Linked DNA regions of Homo sapiens: regions 1 and 2 are each linked to region 3. The links are chromatin loops, found by intact Hi-C in ENCODE. Cell type or tissue: IMR-90. All regions are shown on one strand. Region 1 holds the start of MIR4652 (microRNA 4652). Region 2 holds the start of GNG11 (G protein subunit gamma 11). Region 3 holds the start of LOC124901812 (a long non-coding RNA gene).

Evidence for each region. Peaks named below come from ENCODE experiments on the same cell type or tissue, not always from the same donor. Only the 100,000 strongest peaks of a DNase experiment are listed, where the experiment ranks them.
Region 1: it touches region 3 in a loop (10-fold over the local background); 21 of 110 quality-filtered maps call a loop at or near these places.
Region 2: a loop joins it to region 3, with 4 times the contacts of the local background. A loop is called at or near these places in 3 of 110 quality-filtered maps.

The regions. Positions count from the first base shown.
Region 1 is chr7:93,711,656-93,719,655 of GRCh38, forward strand. MIR4652 (microRNA 4652) reads left to right here and starts at 5,273; the gene lies at 5,273-5,350. In IMR-90, a CTCF peak has its summit at 3,774 (motif pointing right); no DNase peak of the experiment used is centred here.
Region 2 is chr7:93,918,204-93,926,203 of GRCh38, forward strand. It overlaps GNG11 (G protein subunit gamma 11), which reads left to right and starts at 3,532. Exons shown (of 2, transcript NM_004126.4): 1 at 3,532-4,030; 2 at 7,888-8,000. The coding sequence starts at 3,935. All of the region lies in intron 1 of LOC105375402 (a long non-coding RNA gene), which reads right to left. RefSeq lists an enhancer at 3,134-3,769. In IMR-90, no CTCF peak of the experiment used is centred here; DNase peaks (open chromatin) are centred at 3,588 and 3,878; H3K4me3 peaks cover 3,909 bases; H3K27ac peaks cover 2,995 bases.
Region 3 is chr7:94,084,173-94,092,172 of GRCh38, forward strand. It overlaps LOC124901812 (a long non-coding RNA gene), which reads right to left and starts at 5,629. Exons shown (of 2, transcript XR_007060642.1): 1 at 4,997-5,629; 2 at 4,066-4,193. In IMR-90, a CTCF peak has its summit at 3,781 (motif pointing left); a DNase peak (open chromatin) is centred at 3,779; H3K4me3 peaks cover 256 bases; H3K27ac peaks cover 370 bases.

The DNA.
Region 1 (8,000 bases), 370 kb before region 3:
AAAAACACTGAATAGCCTAAAGGTATTAATTCTTCCCAAGTAATTTATAGTTTTAATGAAATTATAATCAAAGACCTATTTTGGATGTAGACAACATAATTCCAAATCTATTTTGTAGAATAAAGTGATGAAAAGACCTAAGAAAATGTTAAAAATGAAGAATGATTAGTCAACTTCCTCGACAATAGATTTAAACATTTGTAGAATTAAAAGTTTTAAAAGAATATGAGCTTTACACAATTCTGGGCAGGGAAATTAATAAACAGACACATGTTGACTTATGGCAACAACTTAATGTGGAATGAATAAATTAGTTACCAAATGGTTTGAAGGAAATACTTAATCTCATGCCTTACAACAAAATAAATTCCAGATGCATTAAGGGATTAATTTTTAAAGAATAGCGTACAAATCTACAAGCTATGTGTTGAATTTATCTTTATGAGAGGAAATTTCTGACGTAGAAACCATGGGAAACATAAACAAAGCGGGGCTTATGTAATAATTCGTTGCACAAACTCTGAAGCTGGTCCTCTGGACTCAAATCCCAACTTTAGAATTTGCTAGTGGTGTTATCCTGAACAAGTTAGTTAACAGCTCTCTCCTTCCATTTCTAAGATTTTAAATATGGAAAAACACAGTGTCCACGTCACCTGGATTTTGAGGATTTAATGGGATAACCGATGTGAAGTGCTTAGAATAGTGCTAGGTACATAGTAATTGCTAGATAAGTGTTATTATTTTTATTAGACTTGAGATATTAGATAAAGACTTAAAGCAATGCTAACATTAGAAAATACTTAGAATTTAAAGTGTAAAGTGTTAGGTGAAAATTTTCTGGTTAAAAAGAACAAAAAAAGTAGCATAATTCTAATTGTGTATTGAAAGTTATTTATACATATTTTAAAAGAAATCTAGAAGAAAATATCCTGAAATATTTCCAGTGGATAGATCTAGAGAAAAATGCAAGCATACCTTTTTTCATTGTCCTTTGCTTTATTGTACTTTGCAGATATTGCATTTTTCACAAATTGAAGGTCTGTGGTAACACTGTGTCAAGCATGCCTATAGGTGCTGTTTTTTCAACAGCATGTGCTCACTTTGTGTCTGTGTCACATTTGTTAATTCTCACACATTTCAAACTTTATTATTATTATTATATCTGCTATGATGATCCAAGATTAATGATCTTTGATGTTACTCTTGTAATTGTTTTGGGACAGCACAAATTGTGTCCATAATGATGGCACACAATCTATAAATGTTGTGTGTGTTCTGACTGTTCCACTGAGCAGCCATTCCTCCATCTCTCTCCTTCTTCCCAGGCCTCCTTATTCCCTGAGAAACAATATTGAAATTAAGCCGATTAGTAACTCTACAATGGCCTCTAAGTGTTCAAGTGAAAGGAAGAATGACACATCTCTCACTTTAAATAAAAAAGCTAGAAATGATGGAGCTTAGTGAAAAAGGCATATCAAAAGCTGAGATAGGCTGAAGGACTTCTTGTATCAAACAGTTAGCCAAGTTGTGAATCCAAAGGAAAAGTTCTTGAAGGAAAATAAAAGTGCTACTCCAGTGAACACATGAATAATGAAATGAAACAGGCTTATTGCAGATATGGAGAAAGCTTAAGTGGTCTGGATAAATTAAACCAGCAACAACATTTTCTTAAGCCAAAGTCTAATCCAGAGCAAAGTCCTAAGTCTCCTCAATTCCCTGAAGGCTGAGAGTGGGGAAGCTGTAGAAGAGAATTTTGAAGCTAGCAGATATTGGTTTATCATGTTAAAGGGTAAATAAAAAGTATCCATACCATAAGAGTGCCAGCTAAAGCAGCAAGTGCTGATGTAGAAGCTGTAACAAGTTATCTGGAAAATCTTGCGAAGATCATGGATAAATGTGGCTACACTAAACAATAGATATTCAATGTATACGAAACAGCTTTATATAGTATTGGAAGAAGATGCCAACTAGGAGTTTCATAGTTAAAAAGGAGTAGTCAATGCCTGCCTTCAAAGTTCTAAAGAACAAGCTGATTACCTTGTTAGAGGCTAATGCAACTGGCAACTTTTCGTTGAAGCCCATGCTCATTGATCATTCTAAAAATCCTAGGCTCTTAAGAATTGCACTAAATCTACTCTGCCTGTGCTCTATAAATGGAACAACAAAGCCCGGATGGCAGCACATCTATTTATAGCCTGATTTACTGAATATTTTTATCCCACTGTTGACACTTACTGCTCAGAAAAAAAGATTCCTTTCAAAAGGAATCTTCTCAAAATATTATTGCTCATTTACAAATGTCCCCAGTCAACCAAGAACTCTGATAGCAGTGTACAAGGAGATTATTGTTGTTTTCATGCCTGCTAACACAACGTCTGTTTTACAGCCTATGAATCAAGAAGTATTTTTTACTTTCAATTCTTATTAATTAAGTAATACATTGTGTAAGGCTGTAGCTGCCATAGACAGTGATTCCACCAATGGACCTGGGCAAAGTAAATTGAAACTCTTCAAGAAAGTATCACCATTCTAATGCCATTAAGAACATTCATAATTCATGAGAAGAAGCTGAAATATCAAAGTTAACAGGAATTTAGGAGAAGATTTCAACCCTCTTATATAACTTTGAGAGGCTCAAGGGTTCAATGGAGGAATCACTGAAGATATGGTGGAAACAGCAAGAGAACTAGAATTAGAAGTGGAGTCTGAAGATGTATCTAAATTGCTACAATTTCATGATAAAACTTCAGTGAATGATGAATTGCTTCATATGGATGAGCAAAGAAAGTATTTTTTTGAGATGGGATCTACTTCTGGTGAAAGATACTGAACATTGTTGAAATGAAAACAAATGATTTAAAATATTATGCAAACTTAGTTGATAAAGCAGCAGCAGGGTTTGAGAAGTTTGACTCCAGTTTGAAAGAAGTTCTACTGTGGGTAAAATGCTATCAAACAATATCACATGCCATAAAGAAATCTTTCATGAAAGGATGCATCAGTTGATGTAGCAAACTTCATTGCTGTCTTATTTTAAGAAATTTCCATAGCCATCAGAACCTTCAGCAATCACCAGCCTGATCAGTCCGCAGCCATCAACATTGAGGCAAGACCCTCCACCAGCCAAAAGATTATGAGTCACAGAAGGCTTAGATGATCATCAGCATTTTTTTAGCAGCAAAGTATTTTTAAATTAAAGTATATATTTTTTAGACATAATGCTATTTCACACTTAATAGACTAAAGTATAGTGTAAATATAACCTTTTTATGCACTTTGGAAACCAAAAACCTCATGAGACTTGCTTTATTGCAATATTCACTTTGTTGCATTTGTCTGGAACCAACCCACTAATACCTCTGAGGTATGCCTGTATTGTGTCTAATTTATTTTCTTATTACTTATCAAATTTTCCACAACAAGCATGCTTCTCCTTGCGTAATCAGAAAAGAAGTTATTACATTTTTTAGAAATGAAATCATTTAAATAATGAAAGAAGAATCACCCAATTTTATTTCAGAAATAAAACAGGAAGGGAAATTAAAGAGTAAAGGGAAAAGAAAAAATATTTTCTTGGGGTAAGGGTTGTAAGAGAAAAGGAAAGGTTTGTGCATATGTGAAAAAAGATTACTCAAAGTAGTATCAACCCAATTGTAGGTGTTAAGAGTTCAAAGATAGGAAGCTTTCTAGGGCATCAAAAACCCTCTAAAGATTTCGGAACTGCGGGAGGTAACATCTATCAAGAGAATTCGCCAGGGTGGCCGCCAGGGGTCTCCTGTGGACCAGGAAGCCTTGACCTAGGATAAGTCCATGGTTTATGAAGAGAGAAGGAGCCTGTCTTCATGGAAAGAGGGGAATGAAAAAGAAAGTCTTGTCCATATTTACGCGGCATAATCTTACATCCTAGAATCAATGAATGCTAGACCAGAAAGGAACTTGATGGATTTTCCAGCTTGGACCTCATTTTAAGATTAGGAAATTTAAACCCAGAGAGGTAGTGAGGACTAACCTGAAGTTACACAGCTGGTGAGACACACAGTTGGATAATACTACAGATATCATGGATGACTTTTATACCATCTTACACTGTTAAAAACTCAGAGACAATCAGTACATAGAATTGCCGCACTGCAACCACAAAGTGATTCAGGTGTTGAAAGTACTGATCTTTGGTATTATTTTCACATCATAGTAATGGCATATAATGTTTGGAAACATATTATATGCCTATTATAACTACTTCATATTATAATGTAGAACTTAGCTCAATTTTAATGTTCAAGAACTGTCAAATAAATGTCCATTATTCATTGTTTGACAGTTATGAATACTTTCTTTTCCCTTTCCTGGCTTAGACATCTTCAAGAATTAATCATTACACTCAGCTTTGTTGGTAGTGAAAAGAAAACAAGTGAAAATCTCAAAATATACCACTTTAAATATGCCATCCCTGTTAAATGTCCACATTTACACACCTGCATTGTGTGCAACTCTTTGGATTCTGTCCTCTGCCTGCATCGGGCTTCCTATATCCTTATCGCTTTCAGCCTCTCCTTTCTCCCATCTCAAAGATTTATCCGTACCTCCCTACTGGTGTCCCCTGGATCCTCATTGCCCAGCTTCCTCCTCCCTTGTCAGATGTAGCCTCTTTACTGTCATTCATTTGTACATCCATCCAATCCACAAATATTTCTTGAACTCCAGCTATATGCAAGCTCTTGTGCAAGAAGCTGTGGGATTACACAAAGCTGTGGGGTATTGTCAGAGATGCTTCTTCCCCACCTCCAATTCAACTTTACACCTCACAGGGTAAGCTGTAACAATTACAGATTGCTTTGCGGCCAGGTGCAGTGGCTCAGGCCTGTTGTAATCATAGCATTTGGGAGATCAAGGTGGGAATATCCCTTGAGCTCAGAACTTGATGACCAACCTGGGCAACATAGACTGTCTTTACTAAAAATTAGCTAGGTGTGATGGCACACATCTGTAATCCCAGCTACCCAGGAAGGAGGCTGAGGTGGGAGGATCGCTTGAGCCTGGACATCCAAGCCTCAGTGAGCCATGATCACACCACTGTACTCCTGGACAACTGAGAAAGACTCTCTCTCTCTCTCTCTATCTATCTATCTATATATGCATATATATAATATTATATATATAATACTTTAGATAACTAAGTTACATACTATATATATAACTATGCAAAAGTTGGTCAGACTGGAGTAGTGATGAGAGTGATAATGGCCAACAGTGATTCAGAATCGTTTGACTCTATTGGACGAGGGGACTGGTTAATAGAACTAACTAACCAGAACTATTTTGTTCTGTTAACCCATCCCCTCATCTAATAGAGTATAAACCTCAATATAAGCTCAACTAGGCTGAGTAAGGCCAAACAAGCAGTCCCCTAGTGTCAGACCAGAGAGAAAAAGTGATGAGAATTTTAAAAATCTTTGCAATCAATGTCAGTGGTGGTTGAGAAGACCTTCTGAAGGGAGACTATGTGATGAAGGATTACGAAGTGAAAGAAATGGTCAGCATATTGTTTCCATTGAAAAGACAGAAAATCTTAAATCCAAGGTCATGTTCCTGGCCTTGCTACTGACCTGTAGGCAACAACTCACTGAGTTTCAGACAGCAAGTCTCTCTTCTAACAAACAGCTGACAACACCTCCTCTTAAGTATTACCCAACCTCTGGCCCCAAAGCACTCCTCAGTCCTCCAGTGCTACAATAAGTCATAATGATTACTCAAATGAAATAGAGATCTTTATGAATGAATAAGTTGCGGTGGTATGAGTTTTGAAACCACATCCCAAACCACATAGTAGAGAACAACAAAATCAGGTCAACCCAGGTGCACTAAAGAGAACTTGCAAAGCCCTTAAACCTAGGAAAAGGAGGGAAGGAGAGGAGGAGAACAGGGAATAAGGGAGGAAGGGAATGAGGAGAGAGAGGAATGAAAGAAGGAAGGAACAAAGAAAGGGAGGGAGGGAACCAAAAGAAAGAGAAAGAAAAAGAAGGAAGAAATGGGGAGAAATGGGGAGAGAGAGAAAGAAAGAGAAAGAAAAGGAGGAAGGAAGGATGGAAGGAAGGAAAAGAAGGGAAGGAGGGAGGGAGGAAGGGAGGGGGGAATAGAGAGAGAGGGAGAGAGAGGAAGGGAGTGAGGGAAAGATGGAGAGAGGGAGGAAGGGAGGGAGGAAAGTTGAAAGCTTGTAGTATTTGCTGATTTTCATGGTGTATTTCCATCATATCCAATTTGTTGAATATGGAGTTCAGAAATGCTACCTGCAATTGCCTCTTGAGAGCAGGTTTGAGCTGGTGCCCACACCACTGTCTATCACTTTAGCCCTGTGAGTAACTGTCACTCATCTGTAAAATGGTGATAGCAATTTTGGCGTTGCCATTTCAAAAGACAACTGAGGAATTATTTGCCAGGGAAAAATATTTTTGATAACTAAGTTACATACCTTATAACAAAATTATAGCTGAATTAAATATTAGAGACTGAAAAAAATTAAGATAAATTATTCATGAATGTTACATAGTTTTTCAGCAAAATAACTTCCTATGAGTGATAACAAGAAAGCTATAAAGGAAAAGATTGAGGTATTGTATGGAATGAAAAGAAATTCTACTTTATGGCAAAAATATTATAAGCAGAGTTAAGGTTCATAGATACTTCTGCAGAAATTAAGAAAATAACATTAATGATTTTATACTATAATATTCCTCATGATTTCTGCTTTCTTTTGTATGCATGGTTATTATGTAATTCATACAATACAGTTTGAGGTCAGCAGACATTATAATCATCAGATGTCAAACTGCACAATCTGAGTCTCAGAGCTGAGTTGCCCAGCTTCTAAGTGTTATTTTTAGGGAAAATAGGAAATAATTGCTATTTCTGGATTAATCACTATGTCTAGGCTTGCAGTGATAAAAACAGAGGATAAACTGAGCCAATTTCTTTTGTTACTCAATTTGAATATCACTGAGGAATCCTAATAACTTGGAAGAGGGTCCATGCTAAATAAGAATTACGCGGGTGATGAAATCTGTGTGCTGGCAAGGAGTCACTAATCATTACCAAGCATTTACTGTCATCACTTTGGTTCTTTCTTTAATTTTCTGATGTTGAATTATTGTCTTAAATAATCGAATTGAATCATCCAGTGAAGGTATGGAAAAGATTTATCATTATGACATAGTAGTGCTATGTTTCCAATGGGTGTGACATTTCAATATTTGCTTTATTCAGTAATTTTTTTTACTATGTACAAATGTACAGGGATATTTAATTAATCGATGTGATAGAATGACATATTTCCCACAAATTACCGTAAGCAAGCAAGCAAGGAAAACAAACTCACAAATTATTTCCTAAATTGGGATAATATAATTAAAATTAACTTTACAATATAATATATTTCCTCACTAGAACAAAAACATAACAAAATTTAAAAACTCTTCGAGCATAATAAAGGACTTAAAAATACACATTTAAAAAAAAATTTAAGTAACTATCAGAAGGAAAGAAAGAAAATAATAATCTGCCACCAGGAGACTGCAACATTTCAGTGACTTTTTCCACCTCTCCTTCCTCCAAAACTAAAGATTATCTTCTCCCTTCTCAGCAACAGGCGTTTGAGAAAGGAGAATTCTAAAAATGAGGCTAGGAAGCAAGTCTAGCTTAGAAAAGGAGAGGAGGTGGGGGAAATTTTGGTGAATGGAAGAGTTAAGAGGAGTGAGGCAATAAGGATGACTAGATATGGGGAGAAAGTAATAGAGTGTGGGGTTGGAGTACGTATCCTGGCAGGCAAAGGAACTACCACATGGATATATGATGGTTAAAGCCATGAGGCTTCGTGCTAGTGGATGATGAGCATTGATGAGTTATCCCAATTGGGGTTCCAAAATTAACAGTGCACACTCCTTCTCCTTTTCCTCTCTTCATTTTTTACATGAATCTGATTACTCCTTCCTCAGGGTTCTATGTGT
Region 2 (8,000 bases), 170 kb before region 3:
CAGAATCACTTGAACCCGGAAGGCGGAGGTTGCAGTGAGCAGAGATCGCGCCATTGCACTCCAGCCTGGGCAACAAGAGTTAAACTCCTTCCCCTGCCCAAGAAAAAAAAAAAAAAAAGAAAAGGAATCTTAGGTAGGTAGTTACAGGAAACAAATGAGCTCCTGAAAATTGCCTCATGATTGTTTTAACAGATTAAAACAAATATCAAATGAACCAAGAGCGTCTGAAGTGTACTTTCTTTAAAGAAACCATAATTTCAATGGTCAAAACAGTTACTATGCACTTTTTAAATTTATTTATTTATTTATTTATATTTATTTATTTTTTTGTAGAGACCGGGGTCTCGGTATGTTGCCTAGGCTGGTCTCAAACTCCTGAACCTTTGGTCTCAAGTGATCCTCCTGTATCGGCCTCTCAAAGTCACTCTATAAATTTTAGAAGAGCAGACTTTGAAAGGTAACCTAGTTTACTTACACGAAATAAAAAAGCAGAAATAATGTGTTTCTTGCAAAAATCACAAGATAAAATAAGACCAGAATCCTGATCTTTTTTGAGTTCAAGTTAGTATTAGCTCAATTCCAGTTTAACTGCCTTCAATGTTTTATTTTTCTTTATATAGATTTTTAACAACATAACAAATCACAAAAATTGTCAAAACCTTGTTTTTCCTATTTTTGCATACCAAAGTAAAAATTTCATGGTTGTTACTCTTTTATAATTTAAAAGTGAAAATGGTTACTTTTATTTTTATTAACTAATTTCTATAAAACATTTGTGAAACGACAGTGGGCTAATTAATCAAAGTTCATTGCTGGTTGCACCTGTCATTTTTACTAAAGAATGGTTTCTACTCATACTACTTGTAAAATAAATTTTACCGGGGTACTATGTAAAATATAAGTAAAAACCTAACAAAACATTTGGACACAGCTAAACAAATTTTAAAATTTATTTATTCAAAATTTTTGAATATTGCTGATAAACTATTTCTGCAAGTATACATGAGAAATTGCTTAACATGGTTCTTCTCTGGGAGGTAAATTCGGTGTCTAGGCATAGAAGACTACACATCCTTTTGTTTAAAAAAAAATATTCTCATCATTTTACTATTTAAAACCAAACAGGGCCAGGCGCGGTGGCTCACGCCTGTAATCCCAGCACTTTGGGAGGCCGAGGCGGGCGGATCACGAGGTCAGCAGATCGAGACCATCCTGGCTAACACAGCGAAACCCCGTCCCTACTAAAAATACAAAAAAATTAGCTGGGCGTGGTGGTGGGCGCCTGTAGTCCCAGCTACTTGGGAGGCTGAGGCAGGAGAATAACGTGAACCCAGGAGGCGTAGCTTGCAGAGAGCCGAGATCGCGCCACTGCACTCCAGCCTGGGTGACAGAGCAAGACCCCGTCTCAAACAAACAAACAAACAAACAGGAAACCAGCAACAATAAAACCTTTTTCAGAATCCTGTGTGATCATGCAATTTCAACATTTTGCAATTCACTTCAGTTTAATCAATTTACTTAAGATATTAGAATATGAATTATTTAATAACAATAAAAAAGACTAACAAGTATTTTGTTTCTAATACGTCTCATAATACGATGGGAAAAGTTAAAGAACCAATATGGGCTTATAAGTATTTATCCCTCTAAGCAACTAGATGATTTCATGGGAAAGAAACTTCAAAGCCAAAATAATTATATTTTTATGACTTAGAACAAACACACATTAACAAAAAATTAGTCAGGCGTGGTAGCGGGCGCCTGTAGTCCCAGCTCCTCCGGAGGCTCAGGCGGGAGAATGGCGTGAACCCGGGAGGCGGAGCTTGCAGTGAGCGGAGATCGTGCCAGTCACTCCAGCCTGGGCGACAGAGCGAGACTCCGTCTCAAAAAAAAAAAAACAAAAAAACAAAAAAACAAAAAAAAGAACAAAAACACAATAATTTATTTAACCAATTTATTTAACTTAGGTGCTGAACCTATTTAATTTAGGCCACATTCACGTTGATTACTTTCACTAATTTAAGGTATTTTTGACCAACCTTTTAAATTTAAGTAATAGAAAATTTTAAAAATGAATTAGTGCACAAGACAGATATGGACATTTGTCTAGTCTCCCTGCTTATTTACAAGTAAACTTCAGTAGATGCTCTAACTACTCTGAGCTTGGAAAACCCTGGTATTTCAAATATTGAAAGTGAAGCTCTTAAACATTTTCTTTGTGAAAATGATTTATCATATATAGACATACCAACACAATTAGAGACACAACATAGCTTAGCTGATTCACTACTTCCCTGCCTTACTATACATTTTACAAATTAGAAAACCAAAACTAAGAAAAATTAAATGACTTCTTCAGTGATGGCCTGTGGCAGAGCTGCAACTACACGCCAGGAGTATTCATTAAGTGGTTCATTGTTTTTTTCATTCTAATTTATTCATTGAGGTTGAGCGGAGCGTGGTAAGAAACTAGGAACGAACAAAAACTCCTGCTTCCTAAACAGGGAATGGTCATGGGTGTCTTGGGTCAGCTACTCTGAAATATTAAGTTAATATTTCACTTGCCTTTGACTCTGTGAGGCAGGAGGTTATCTCTGGAAAGAAAGAGAAATATCCAACTGCTAGGGAAGGTTTCTTACATTCATGTTTGATTTTTCTTCTACTCTTTTGACCACCATCAACAAGACTTTAGTTACAGTTAAAGGGAAAGTTTTATTGCATGTAAACTTTTTTCACATCGGACACTTTTCCTGGCTTTCCAGAGCAACAGCTAGATAAATAGTGCTTGCCAGAAAGTGGAGAAACTAATACTAAATGAATCCACTGCCTACATCCAGGAAGGTTCAGGAGCCAGGAATTCAAAATCCTTGGTGTCAAGTGTCACCCAAAACTTAGGGTTGGGGAGTGGAGAAAGGCTTTCGGTTAAGAACTCTAAGATTCCTGCTTCTGTCTTCTCTTATATCATCCTTTGATGCACCCCTCTACATAACATTCCCCCGGAAAAATAAAAAAAATACAAACTCTGCTGCTGTTGAGGATGCAGATGATTATTTAATAATAGAAAATGTTCTTGCAACTTGTAAACGATATTCACACCCTGTTGCCCCCTCCTCGCCCAAAATGTATAAACCCATATTAGGCCTCGAACAAGCCGGATGGACACAAATGAGCAGAACACTGGTGGGTATTTCTGGGATTAGGGCTAAGCTTCATTTTCTTTTCAGCCTTTTCTTAAGCGTCCGCATTCTCCACTATGCATTTATTACGTTGGTGCAAAACTAATTGCACCAACCTATATATGTAATTAGAGAAAAGTAATTACTTTTGCAACAACCTATGTATGTAATTAGGGAAAAGCTATATCTAGCATATTTTTAAAACTCTTTGAGAGGTGAAGGGTAGTTATTTCCTGCTGGGTAGTGTACTCCTTTTCCTAGCTTCACAAACAAAACCCGGATGTGACTTGGAAACGGAAAAAAAAAAAGGAGCGGGGGTGCGCGGAGAACACAAAGTAAAACTTCTGCTGTTCCCAGTCCTGCAGCCCCAGCCCAGCCGTCCCCCGCGGGCGTGGCAGGTCCTGAGTCAGGGCCTGTCCGTGGCCAGCATCCCTGCTGGGCGATTGAGCAGCGGGAAGCTGCTTGGACCCAGTCTCAAACTTAACCCTCATCTAGCACCCGGGCAGGCCTCCTGGGTTGCAGGGACTTGAGAAAAGGCAGAGTTCTCAGGTCCTAGGAAGCTGGGGCACGCTGGCGTGACAAGCGTCCCGGAGAAAGCCAAGCCCTCGGGGAGCTGGGGACCGCAGCAGGGCTGCAGTCACATCCTGCGCGGGTGGGCGGCGGGCCAGGCCTTCAGTTGTTTCGGGACGCGCCGAGCTTCGCCGCTCTTCCAGCGGCTCCGCTGCCAGAGCTAGCCCGAGCCCGGTTCTGGGGCGAAAATGCCTGCCCTTCACATCGAAGATTTGCCAGAGAAGGAAAAACTGAAAATGGAAGTTGAGCAGCTTCGCAAAGAAGTGAAGTTGCAGAGACAACAAGTAAGTTGGCTGTTCCGGAATATTTCCTTCTCTGAAATGAAGCAGGGTCCGATTTTTCCTGCTTAGTAACAGTAAAGCAAATAGTTTAGCTTATTTTTCCCCCTTTTTGTAGCTTCTCTTCTCACCACCCTTTGGCAGTGCCTGGGGACTGCCAGCTGATGTGGGGAAATCCTAGGAGGTAGAGGAGGGAGCAAGGATCTGATAAGTAATTTAAGGCCAAATGTCCTAACTTTTAAGATGCCTAGGAAGGGGAAAATAGACAAGAAATCTTGCTTTCCATTAGACAGCTGTTTTTCAAAACTCACTTGTAGGAAAAAAGCGGATAGCTACTTGGTTCTTTGATCTTTTACACTACTAGAAAGGATGATATTTGAAAGAAATTTTCTAAAACCGTATTTTAAAGTCTTACAAGTACATTATTTAATTTTGAATTTCACCAGTGGCCTTCAGTGATATGCAAAGAACAGTCCACCGAAATTTGGGAACAAAATATTAGAATTTCTATATTTATTTGTAAATCTCATCCCTTTATAATTTTCACTTTATGTTTTATTAGTATGCGATTAATACAGTAGTATCTGTACTTATTTATAAATAATTATACATACACTGTGGTGCATATGAAAAATTTTTTTAGTGATCACAATTTTAAAGTTTTAGAGACTATTGATAGAGATTACCATTTCATTGAGAACATATGACCCAGTATTCAATATTCTCCACTGAAACGTCTCGGGAGTTTTATAAGTTTTACTTCAATTTCTTACTGGTCATCAAGACCTTCCTTCAGACACTAATCCCTCTTCCTGTTTTAACTCAATCAGGCATCCTGTAGACTAGGAAAGGTCTTTGAATAGATATTGTTTAAAGATAATTAACCTTTCCTCTTCAGCAAGAAAATTTTGAACTGATCTTATTTATTATGGTTTAGCACTAGAAAAAATTAAGAAAAACAATGGAAATGAAGCGTTATAATATGCTCACTTGCCTTCCTGTTCTAGTTATAATAAATCTGTTAAGGGCAAGAGTCTTCACTGTTGAGTGATGATTAGAAGATGCAGGCATTTTTGTGTTTTACTTTTTACATATTTCTTTTCTCAAATTTAACCTTTCACATCCAAATCCCGGCTCTTCCTAGCTTTTATAATGAGCTGTCCCTTCTATCATGTTAAGGGTTTGTAGCTTTAAAAACACCAACGCGTTTAAAGGGGAAAAAAAGGAAGTTACACTACCCAATCAATAAGCACGCTTCTTGAAACCTTAAGGGACCCATTTTATGGATGGCGAAGTTCCCAGTACAGCAAGTGCTGGCCACTTAGATATGTTCACACAATAAACCTTAGGAGTTACATATTAAACAGAGTTTCATATGCTGAAGTACAGCATTGTCTATGCAAGGTTCTAATATCTTAATATTTGGTATCACTGTGTAGAACTTAGGAAAAAAGACAAGCGTCTTCTACTTACTCAGAGTTTTAAGTTAAGTGATGTGGATGCAACCGACTATGTAAAAATTGACTGTATCATTCATTAGCAGTTTCTCCCTGCTAGCCAGCCTGACCCTTTAGGACACGGCCTGTGGCATCAACTTCCCACCTCCAGAAACCTCAAGTGTATGCCAGAGGGAGAAAAAACTTTGGATATATGTAACCTTAGGAAATACAGAAAGAGGCATCTAAATCTCAACAATAATATTAAGACATTTGATTATACACTTGGAATTATACATTATTATTGCTAGGCAAGCATTGGAATGTTTAGAGATCATTCATCTCCCTCACTTTAAGGATTAAAAAAAACTTGAGTCCCACAAAGGCTAACTAGCTCCACATTTAAGACCACAGAGATAGATAGTGATAGGGCAGGTACTAAAACATTCTTCTTCTCATTCCCAGTCCATTATTCAGTCAATAAATAGTTAACATCTGGGCTACGTGTTCAGTCCTTAACTTAGGCCCAGACAAAACTTGCAAGTTGCATTCTGGCTGTAGTTAAATGTTTATCAAACATGTCCTCTTGATTATGGAAGGAAATGTATCAGAGGAGCAATTACTCACATTTGGAGGTTACAGACCTCTTCTGAAACCTAATGAAAAAACCTTGTAAGAAAAGATTCAATGTAGGGAGCATGTATCTTGCTGAGAAATTAACCTGGGACGACAGACCCTAAATTATGACACGTGCATTATCAACTCTAAAAATTCACTTAAAATGCATGCACTCTGAATGTCAACAAACGAGAGCAAATGTTACCTGAAAGAATTGTATTTGAAAGATTTTATTTTGCCAGATTTTAAGTCACACAACTACATCACCTAGTTTTCAATTTGAGGTCAGAGGCTTCCACACTGATTTGCAGAGGATAATCATTTGGGGTGTGGAAGTAAAATGTTAACATTGCTATTTCTGTTTAGTTTTAAACCTCACCCATTTATAATTTCCAGTTTATGTTTTATAATTTTGCATGATGTATTAACAAAGCAGTGTCTGTACTTATTTGTAGTTAAAAATTATATTCATTTTGGGATACACATGCAAACATGTTTTAGTAGTAACCGTTAAAACAGTTTGAGGTTACTAATTTAGATTACTAATTCAATGGGAACATTTGCCCAGTTTTCATAGGTCTCCATTTAAATTTGCTGGTGCGGCCTGGCGCGGTGTCCCACGCCTGTAATCCCAGCACTTTGGGAGGCCAAGGCGGGCGGATCACGAGGTCAGGAGATCAAGACCATGCTGGCTAACGTGGTGAAACCCCGTCTCTACTAAAAATACAAAAAATTAGCCAGGCGTGGTGGTGGGCGCCTGTAGTCCCAGCTACTTGGGAGGCTGAGGCAGGAGAATGGCTAGAATCCGGGAGGCGGAGCTTGCAGTGAGCCGAGATCCTGCCACTGCACTCCAGCCTGGGCAATAGAGCAAGACTCCATCTCAAAAAGAAATAAATAATTAAATTAAATTAAATTTGCTGGTACTTCTGTAATTTTTACTTTAAATTTCTTACTAGCAATACAGGCCTTCATTAAAACCCTAATTTCTTTTCTTTTGTTTTTATTCTTTTTTTAATTCATTCTTGCAACCTGTCTTTTAAGGATAGATAGACTTTTTGAAGAAACTCTTCTTTTAAGAATAGACTTTTTGAAGACACTATTCAATTTTTTCTCCATCTCAGAAAAAAATTTATTCTCAGATAAGCCTAATAAGTCTCAGATAAGTCTTTTATTATGATCATTGCCCTCATGCAGCAGGAAGAAATTCTGAGGAGCAACACAGAGTGCGATATTTGGACAATTCCAATCTTTCCAGAATCAGGCTTTTTCCAAAGCTTCTATCATTTCGTGAAATTTCAGAACATGGCACACACCCATAAGTGAGAATCGTGGCATTACACACCCCAAAACATTTGGGGATTATCTACTACTGCACCTGCTCACTAGCATGGAAAATTAAAATAAGAGTATATTTCAGTTCCTAAAATATTGTAGACATGGCATAATTGTATTTTAGCAGAGGAAGGAAATCATATGAGACACAATGGAAAAAAACTGCTGGAGATGATTTATTTAATGCAGTGACTTTCAAACATTTTTTAATTTGACCAACGACCAACAGTAAGAAATATATTTTACATAGGTTGCATCATAGGTATAGTAATAGAATAAAAATATTAGAGTGCAGAGCCCAGATTTTATATATGTATTATATATATAATATATACACACACACATGCACATATATATGTAAATGTAAAAAAATGTTTAAAAACTTATTGTATTCAATTATACTTATTTCATTAAGGCGTAGGGACAAAGTTTAAACAACCCTAACCTAATGTATTCTCTTTTTTTTCTATACTTAAGGTGTCTAAATGTTCTGAAGAAATAAAGAACTATATTGAAGAACGTTCTGGAGAGGATCCTCTAGTAAAGGGAATTCCAGAAGACAAGAACCCCTTTAAAGAAAAAGGCAGCTG
Region 3 (8,000 bases):
CATCCTCAGATAAAGCAGTGCTAATCAACTGCTGTGGTGGATAAAGATAAGCACACAAAGACTGTGATGATGTTTCCCTCCCTTTTCATAATTAACTTTCGAATCTGTCATGCTTTTCAAGGTCTAAAATAAAATAGTAGGCAGTGAAAGTTTGATCATCAATTGCATTTAATAACACCAATGGATATTAGATCTTACTGTTCTATTTAATATTTTACTTACTTTTTATTTAAACTTCAGATTCTATCAGATTCTATATTTTCATGCTGTTTCATTCTTAAAACGCTTTCATTCCCAATTCAGGGATATTTGTAGATTCTTACTATTTGAGTGCATGAGTTAAACCTTCCATCTACTGGCTCACTAGGAGGCCTGTCCACCATGAGACCAATCCAGTGCTGAGCCACAAGCTGCAGCAACTGTCATGGTGGAAGAACCCTATGGCCACATTTTGATATTTTTTTCTTCTTGGCCACTTCTTTCATCAGATATTATTCTACAGCTGCCAAAGTCCACACTGCCACCACTGTTCATGGCACACAACTCTAGACCAGTTTGAAATTAGGTGTTCATGTTCAAATTCTGACCTGATCACAGGTCATGGGCCTAGTGTGGAAGAATAATTCAATGTCATGTGGTACAAAACATGGCCAACTATATAAGCAATCACCTGTAAATAACTCTTGAACCCCTTTGGAAAGGAGTTGTGATCATGACAGATTACATTACTGACCTTTCCACTACAGCATACTATTCAGTACAGGGATCTTTTGACACAGGCAACCAGTTTATAAAACCAACATACAATGTGCTTAAAAAGATATTCAATTCATCCATGCTCAAATGATGAAGGCTTGATTCTGGAAGCTTGACCATGAGTGACTGAACTCTGTCGTAGAGAAGTGGCACCTTTCTGATCTGAGTCATAAATAGTGGCATAGGATATGATTTCAAGTTCAAATTTTGTAGCATTGAATTCAAATTTATCAATAAAATATATAAACTCTTCAAGATGAAAAACCTGTGTGAAGTTCACCAGTAGACCATAGCGAACACAAATTGAATATCCAAGCCTGAATGCAAAAGTGATTTCATAGCTCCAGAGCTTTATCCTGCAAACCAATAATAATAATAATAAAAACTATGCAGCTGGAGTGGTCAGGTCCTCTTCATCACTGCCAGGGATTCCTAGCTGGTCTTATTGCAATTCTGGGTTCTCATAACCACTGCCACTAAGAGTGGAGCTGGAGGCATAAGCAAAGGACAGACCAGTGTCTCCAACTCTCTTATACCTGGGCACTGAGCCTCCACAGCACCCACAAACAACCCAGTAGCCCCACGGGATAGGGCCAATGCCACAGCCCACAGGTTATGTGCTTTTTATGTTTTCTGTTTGCAATCGCACTGCAAATTACAGAGCCTTTGTTAATGTTGTCATGACTGAAACACTGATGAATGATTTGAAGCCATTTCCCAAGAAGCATGAAGAAGCTTGTCATTCTGGCTTAACACCCAAACTTGTTTGCAAAAACTACTTTAACCTTCTAGTTTTCTCTAGATTTTCTCTGTCCGGAACCCAACAATCAACTGCAGCAATCTCTCTATGTCTCCCAACATATTTTTGTAATATTCCCCCACAAGGCATGGAACTTCTCCATTTCCAACCTCCTATTTTAGGGAAATGTGAGTTTAGAGAGTTGATAGAAGCCTCTCCAAAAGAGTGGTTTCTTCCTTGGTTCTGGTATATTTTCTTGTCCAAGAATATCCTTGCCAGGCAGATCATTTCTGCCCCTCTTTCTCTATACAGAAGGAAGGCTAAATGGCTCAAGGGAAGGGTCATAGCATTTAAAGTCTGGCAGACGGTTGTGAGTGGTGTGACTGGGGAAATGTTATTCAACTTCATTGTACTTCAGTTTTCTCTATAAGACTTAAACTGGGGATGAGAAATAGCTAATGTAGTGTTTGGCATGGAGCAGGTATTCCAGTGAGGGATATATATTGATTAATATATATCAGTGATGAGGAGTTAATATATTGAATATATATATATGTGTGTGTGTGTGTGTATATATATATATATATAGTCTAGTGATTGGTCTATCTGGTTAAAGCCATACCATTGGATACCTCTTCTTGGATTCCTATGATAAACTAGATAGATAGATAGATAGATAGATAGATAGATAGATAGATAGATGATAGATACATAGATAGATAGATAGATAGATAGATAGATAGATAGATAGATAGATAGAGTAGATAGACAGATGGGTTCAAGAAAGAAAAAGTTATTTTTAGAACAGATGGGAAACACCTGGAAGTCACTGAACCCCTGCCTTCCATGGGTCTATAAAATAAGCCATCTTAAGCCAGCTGTGGGATGGATAGAGCCACTGATTTGATCTGGCCCCTGAAGCTACCCAGAAATCAGAGTTGAGCTAAAAGAGATACTGAAGAGTTAGCAAACATTCCTTCTCCATCTTAAAATTTGACTGACTGTGGTCTGGCCAGTTAGAACCCAGCTGGAAAATGGAAATATCTCCTAGTATATGAGGGAAATATTCTGCTTCTCCCTGCAATGACATATATTATAGATGATATATAGGCATCATATATATTATACCCCCCACACACATGTTTACATATAGTAGAACAGTAGTAGGAGTTTTTGTCATTTCTTTGCCAAACTATTTTCAAAGTGCCTTAGAAACTGAAAAATCACAGGAATGTAGTATTGGGAATCTGAACAGCTAGATTCTAACAGTAGCATACTGGTAAACCTACTCTCTTGAAAAAAAGAAAAAATGGTTTGTAGTGTTTGCTGATTTCTGTGGTGTAAATATTCCCACAGTGGCTGATTTCAAGCTATCAACCTGACATCATCAAACACAGAATTGGGAAGAGAAGAGCATAGCTGGCTCTTGTGAGCTGGTACAAGCCAGTTCTAACACAGTAGTGGTTCTAAAATAAGACATGTGTTTTGTGAACCAAACCTTACTGTCTAGGTTTCTATTTTCTCATACGTACATCAAAAATTAAACAAGACTAAAGTTTTTCAATTTAGATGTTAATAATAATTATACACACACACACATATATAAATATATTACACATGTATATGCACACAAATGTGTGTGTATGTGTATATACACACATATATATACACATATGTTCTTTGCTCAAAGAAACTTGAGAAACTGTAAAGAAAATTAAGTAGATTTCTTTATAGCAGGACCTCTTAGAGACTTTAATACGGTGATTATGTAAGAGGAAGCTATAGTATTTAGCTTTTCCTAAACATTTTTTTATGGCATAGCTGTTAACAACAACCAGACCTCTGTGTTTGATATTTTTGCAGCTTTGAAATCCAATTTAAAAAAAAAGAAAAAGAAAGAAAGGGGCCTCAAAAAGTTACCACCCTCTTCCCCATGCACACTTTCCAACTCCATTCCTCGCTTTTAAGTTAGGGGAGCTAACTTTTGTTGCGTACCTACTAAGTGCTGCATCTGAAACTCAGCTATACCAAGGTTTTCTACCCGGAAAGACAGAAATTATCTCCTACTCAATTCTATATTAGAAATCTGAGCTTCACTAGATAATTTAGCCAAAGCCATAGTTTGTTTGTTTGGAGTGAAGGAGGCAGCGAACACTGCCAGTCAAAAAGTACCTCTCCCAGGGAGCCTATTTAGAAACAAAAGTGAAATCTAATTCACATTCACATAACCATAACCGCAATCGATCCTGTAGGTGGAGAGCGATTTTAGCAATAGTGACACCTTGTGGCATTATCTGCCATGGCTCATTAGCCAGGAAGGCTAAAAGAGATTCCTTTCCAGACAAGTCACCCACTGAAAGCGGTGGAACCAAAGTGAAGAGTGCTGAGAATTTTGCAGGGTTATCATTTTGTTTTTTCTGAAATAACCTGAGATAAAAGCAGCAGAGCTGTCTTTTTTTCCTCCTTTTCTCTTATCCTTAGTTCTTTTCTTAGATTCCTATGATAAACTAAGAAGCAAGGAAGTATACATTTATATCCTACTCCACCTATATCCAAAACAAAATAGTCCATTTTAAATGCAAAGGTGACTGTTTATTATACAAAACACTAATGGCCTTAATTTCCATGGGACTTGCAGTTTCTGGGAGGTTCTCTGTATATTCTTTTCTTGTGTTTTCAGAGAGACTTCAGATGCTGCCTAATAAGAAGAAAAAACAAACACATTTTTCTAAAGCAGCCAAAGTGCTTTTAGGCTCTTAGAAGATAACAGGGCTGCTGTCAAGTCATTTGAAGAGACATCTGGAAGGCAATTTTACAAAGATGAGGGAAAATAGGAAAGCCAAAACTGGACAATAGAGTAGAGAAAGAGGAAGTTAAAAAAAAAAAAAGGACTTTTACCAGCCTTTTATTGTAAGACCAAGGACATACACTGGATTCTCAGATTTCACAAGAAGCCAAAACATTGTTTAAAACTTCCATTTGAAATTCTAGAGTGGAGAATTAAGGATGCATGTGAACTTGTTGCAGATTTTCAGGGGTTAAGGCAGTGGGGAGAGAAAAGGTTTAAATTATGCAGAGGCACCATGACTCAGAAGGCAAAATAAAGAAGTGGAAAATGAATGTTTGTGACTTCCACTTATGTCATGCTGCAGGCACATCAACTCTCTGAGCTTCTGTTATGCTACCCACAGAAAAGAGATAAATACCTAGAGGGAGGCAGGACAGTCACAAAAAAGACCAACTCTAAAGCCCTTTGTTTAGCTTGGTGACCTGGTAACTGCACCTGTGCCCTGTCTCCTTGGTTGACAGGGGATAAAGATGGTGATGGGAGCTCAGAACAAGGGAAAAAGAAAATAGGACTTAAGGGAGACGTAGAAAGGTTCGGAATGAAAGAATGGGATTAAGGGAAGGAAGCAAACAAGCAAGGAGGCTTTGTGAGTACTGTCAGAGACAAGAGACCAATGAAACTATTTTCTCCAAGTAAGTCTTGCTTCCAATTACCTGTAGAGAAATCTGTCCTCAACATCCCTGGATGAAGTGGCCGGGGGCAGTGAGCAGAGGAAGTTGAGCAGGGATTCCATGTTTCTGAACTGTTTCTCATATTCTTTTTTTCCACTAGAATATTCTTCCAACTCTCATCTCTCATTCAAAACCTTAACTTGTCTCTCTAGTAGCACCTCACATGACTAGTAAGCCCTTTCGAAGGGGTATGCACACCATTGGATACCCCTTCTCAATAATGGCTTGGCAAACACTGCAGAGCACCCACTGTGCACCAGACACGCCAGCAGCACCTGGATGCAAAGGATGAAGTCACAATCCCCTCAGCCCTCCAATTAGCAGCTCACTCAAGAATGCTCTGAATCTCCTTCCCATTCTACATCACTGCATCTCTCTTGCTGTTCTTACTACTGTTATTGGAAACAATTGCTTTCTTCCCAAGACAGGTCCTAAACTACACTGGGGTAGAGACAGTGTTTCCATCTTTGCATCTCTCTCTGTGCTGTCCCAAAGCCATTGCACACAGCAGATGCCTCCTGAATAAATGATCATGTATTTGAGTTGAATGCCTGACTGACTGTGAGGTTAGGACTTGTTGCTTCCATTCCCAAAGTGCTACGCTCCAACCTAGTGAGATAGAGGTAGTGATTTTCTCATTGGCTTGTGGCTAGGGAAGGCTAAGGTTCAGCCAGCAAAGAGATTTAGCAGGAGGGCCAGCCAAAAGAGTGCACCAGGAAAATGGAGGTCCGTGAGTAGATAACATCAGATTGGTTAGGAGGCAAAACAGAAAGCGAAGTGGACCCAACCATCCCACCACAAGTGTCCCGCCTGCCCTCGAGCTAGATCTGAACATTCCTTTATTCTTCCTGTCTCCAAACCTATTCCTCATGCCCTAGCCCCTCTGGGCAGCTCTTCTTGGTGGAGTAACAACAGCTGCTATTCTAAGTACAGGAAGCTGTCTTGTAAACAGTAATTTGTTCATATCAAATGTGTAGGACTAGAAACAAGGTAATACATGATAACTTTAATTAACACATTCTCAGATAAGACAGCCCTATTTTGAAACAACAAAAAGAAAAATCTTCATAATTCATCCTGAGGAAATAAAGCTCCTTATAACAAAACAACCAAGTTATCTATCAGAAGCTGCCAGGACACTGCCCCTTAATCAGCAGGAATGGGTGGCCAAATGCCCTGTGTGGATGGAGAGCGGCAGCCAGACCGGCTAATCAGTAGATCCCCGACGTCGCCTCACAATGCAACGTCTACCCACGGATGCTTCTCTGACCTCAATTCCCAATCTTGTCTCCTCACTTCTCTTTTCTGTCATTAGAAAAATCCAAGCCAATAAAGATATTTCATTTTCTTTTTTTTAAAGAAAGGCATTTCAGAGATTGGTAGTAGAGAGACAGCAAACAGCAAAAGACCCTGATCTCCTCCTACACTTTCTGCTGTGCCTCTCTGAGCATGAAGGCCAAACTCATTTAGTCCCTTTCAGGCAGGCCATTTCCCTCAGGATAGCGCACTTGGTGTAAAGGGGTCTGGAAGGCCAGCGTTCAGTGATCTCCAGGTACCTGAAGAAGTCCTAGTCGCCTCCACCGGTCACCTCCGCCCTGTGCTGACTTGTCCAGCTGTTTCCTCCATGACTGAGTGCAGATGACATTGTTCCCTTTCTCCATTCCAAGGTTCTCAGAGGCATTGCCTGTGGTTGACAGAACATTTTGTACCATTTTAGTTGGTAATGAGGGATACTTTCAAGCTAGAGTTATATAGTTTTCCCTTTCTTTGCAGATGTCCTATAAGGCTATTTCTATGTATCTTATTCATTTTTTGCTTGTAAATTATTAATATGAATGATAGATACCCACTTTAGAAAAATGTGAATCCTAAAAAATAATATAAACTGGTAATAAAACTCCCAAAATCTCACCATTAATTACTAAGCTACTAACGTTTCTGTAATTCTACGTTGAGGCATCCATTCTGTCTCCCTTTCTCTCTGTTCCTGAATACAGCAAAATGGACAGGTTATTCTATCCAATCTCCAGCTCATACAGATTTTCTCAACTGCATTGTATGGAGACAGAGGAATACAGAATTGAGCACCAGGAAAGTTTTAGGGCCCTTTTATTCCTAAGGCCTCCACCATGAACTGGGTTTATGGAGAAGCCGCTCCTCAACACAAGTACCATTTAGGAAATTCTTTCCCTATTTAGGTCACCTTCCCACTGGCCTCTTAATATCAATATACGAGTTGTCAGAAAACAAAACTACCATGGCAGAAGAAAGTGACAGGTGCATAAAGTACCAAAATATCTCAAAGTTTATCAAAAATCCTGCCTCAAGTATGGAAAGTGCAATCCATTTTCCTTCCCAGGGAATATGTAGCAAAAGGATTTTCTTCTCAAATATTCATTTTAAGATAAGGAGCAGGGAGACAGAGATCTATATGCATTTGATTTGGGATGGTTTCTTTGAAGGTTATTTTGGTGGAATTGTCACTTTAAAGCTATGATGTCCTTTTATCAGAGCACAATGAATGAATGTAAATGGCAGGTAGTCTTTGGCAGAGAAAAATTTCCAGTTGTCAGAGAAGGAAAAAATGTGCAGAGATACACCAGAAGAGCAAGTTGGGTAATAGTGGAGATGCTTCTCTTCCAGTTATCTCTAAAAGGAAGTTTGGTATAGTGAGGATTTGAATTTGTTCAGCCCTTTTTCATCAGAGTTTTTCACATTATCAAGGAGGAAAAGTAATAGAATAAGTCCTCTGCTGACAGCCTTCCTATCCTGTGGCTTATTAGTGTGTATGTTTCACTAGTAGGGCATAGAATAAAGATTATAGGGAGGGAACACAGGAATAAAGTTAAGGAAATAAGCTTTCGGCATGTCTGCCTAGGGTTGAAGCCAGCTTCCCCGTATACTTTTTGAGTGACTTCACCAAGTTGACTGGTCTGGTCTCATCTATATAAGGATAATAAAATGAGTTCTTACCTTATAGGGACAC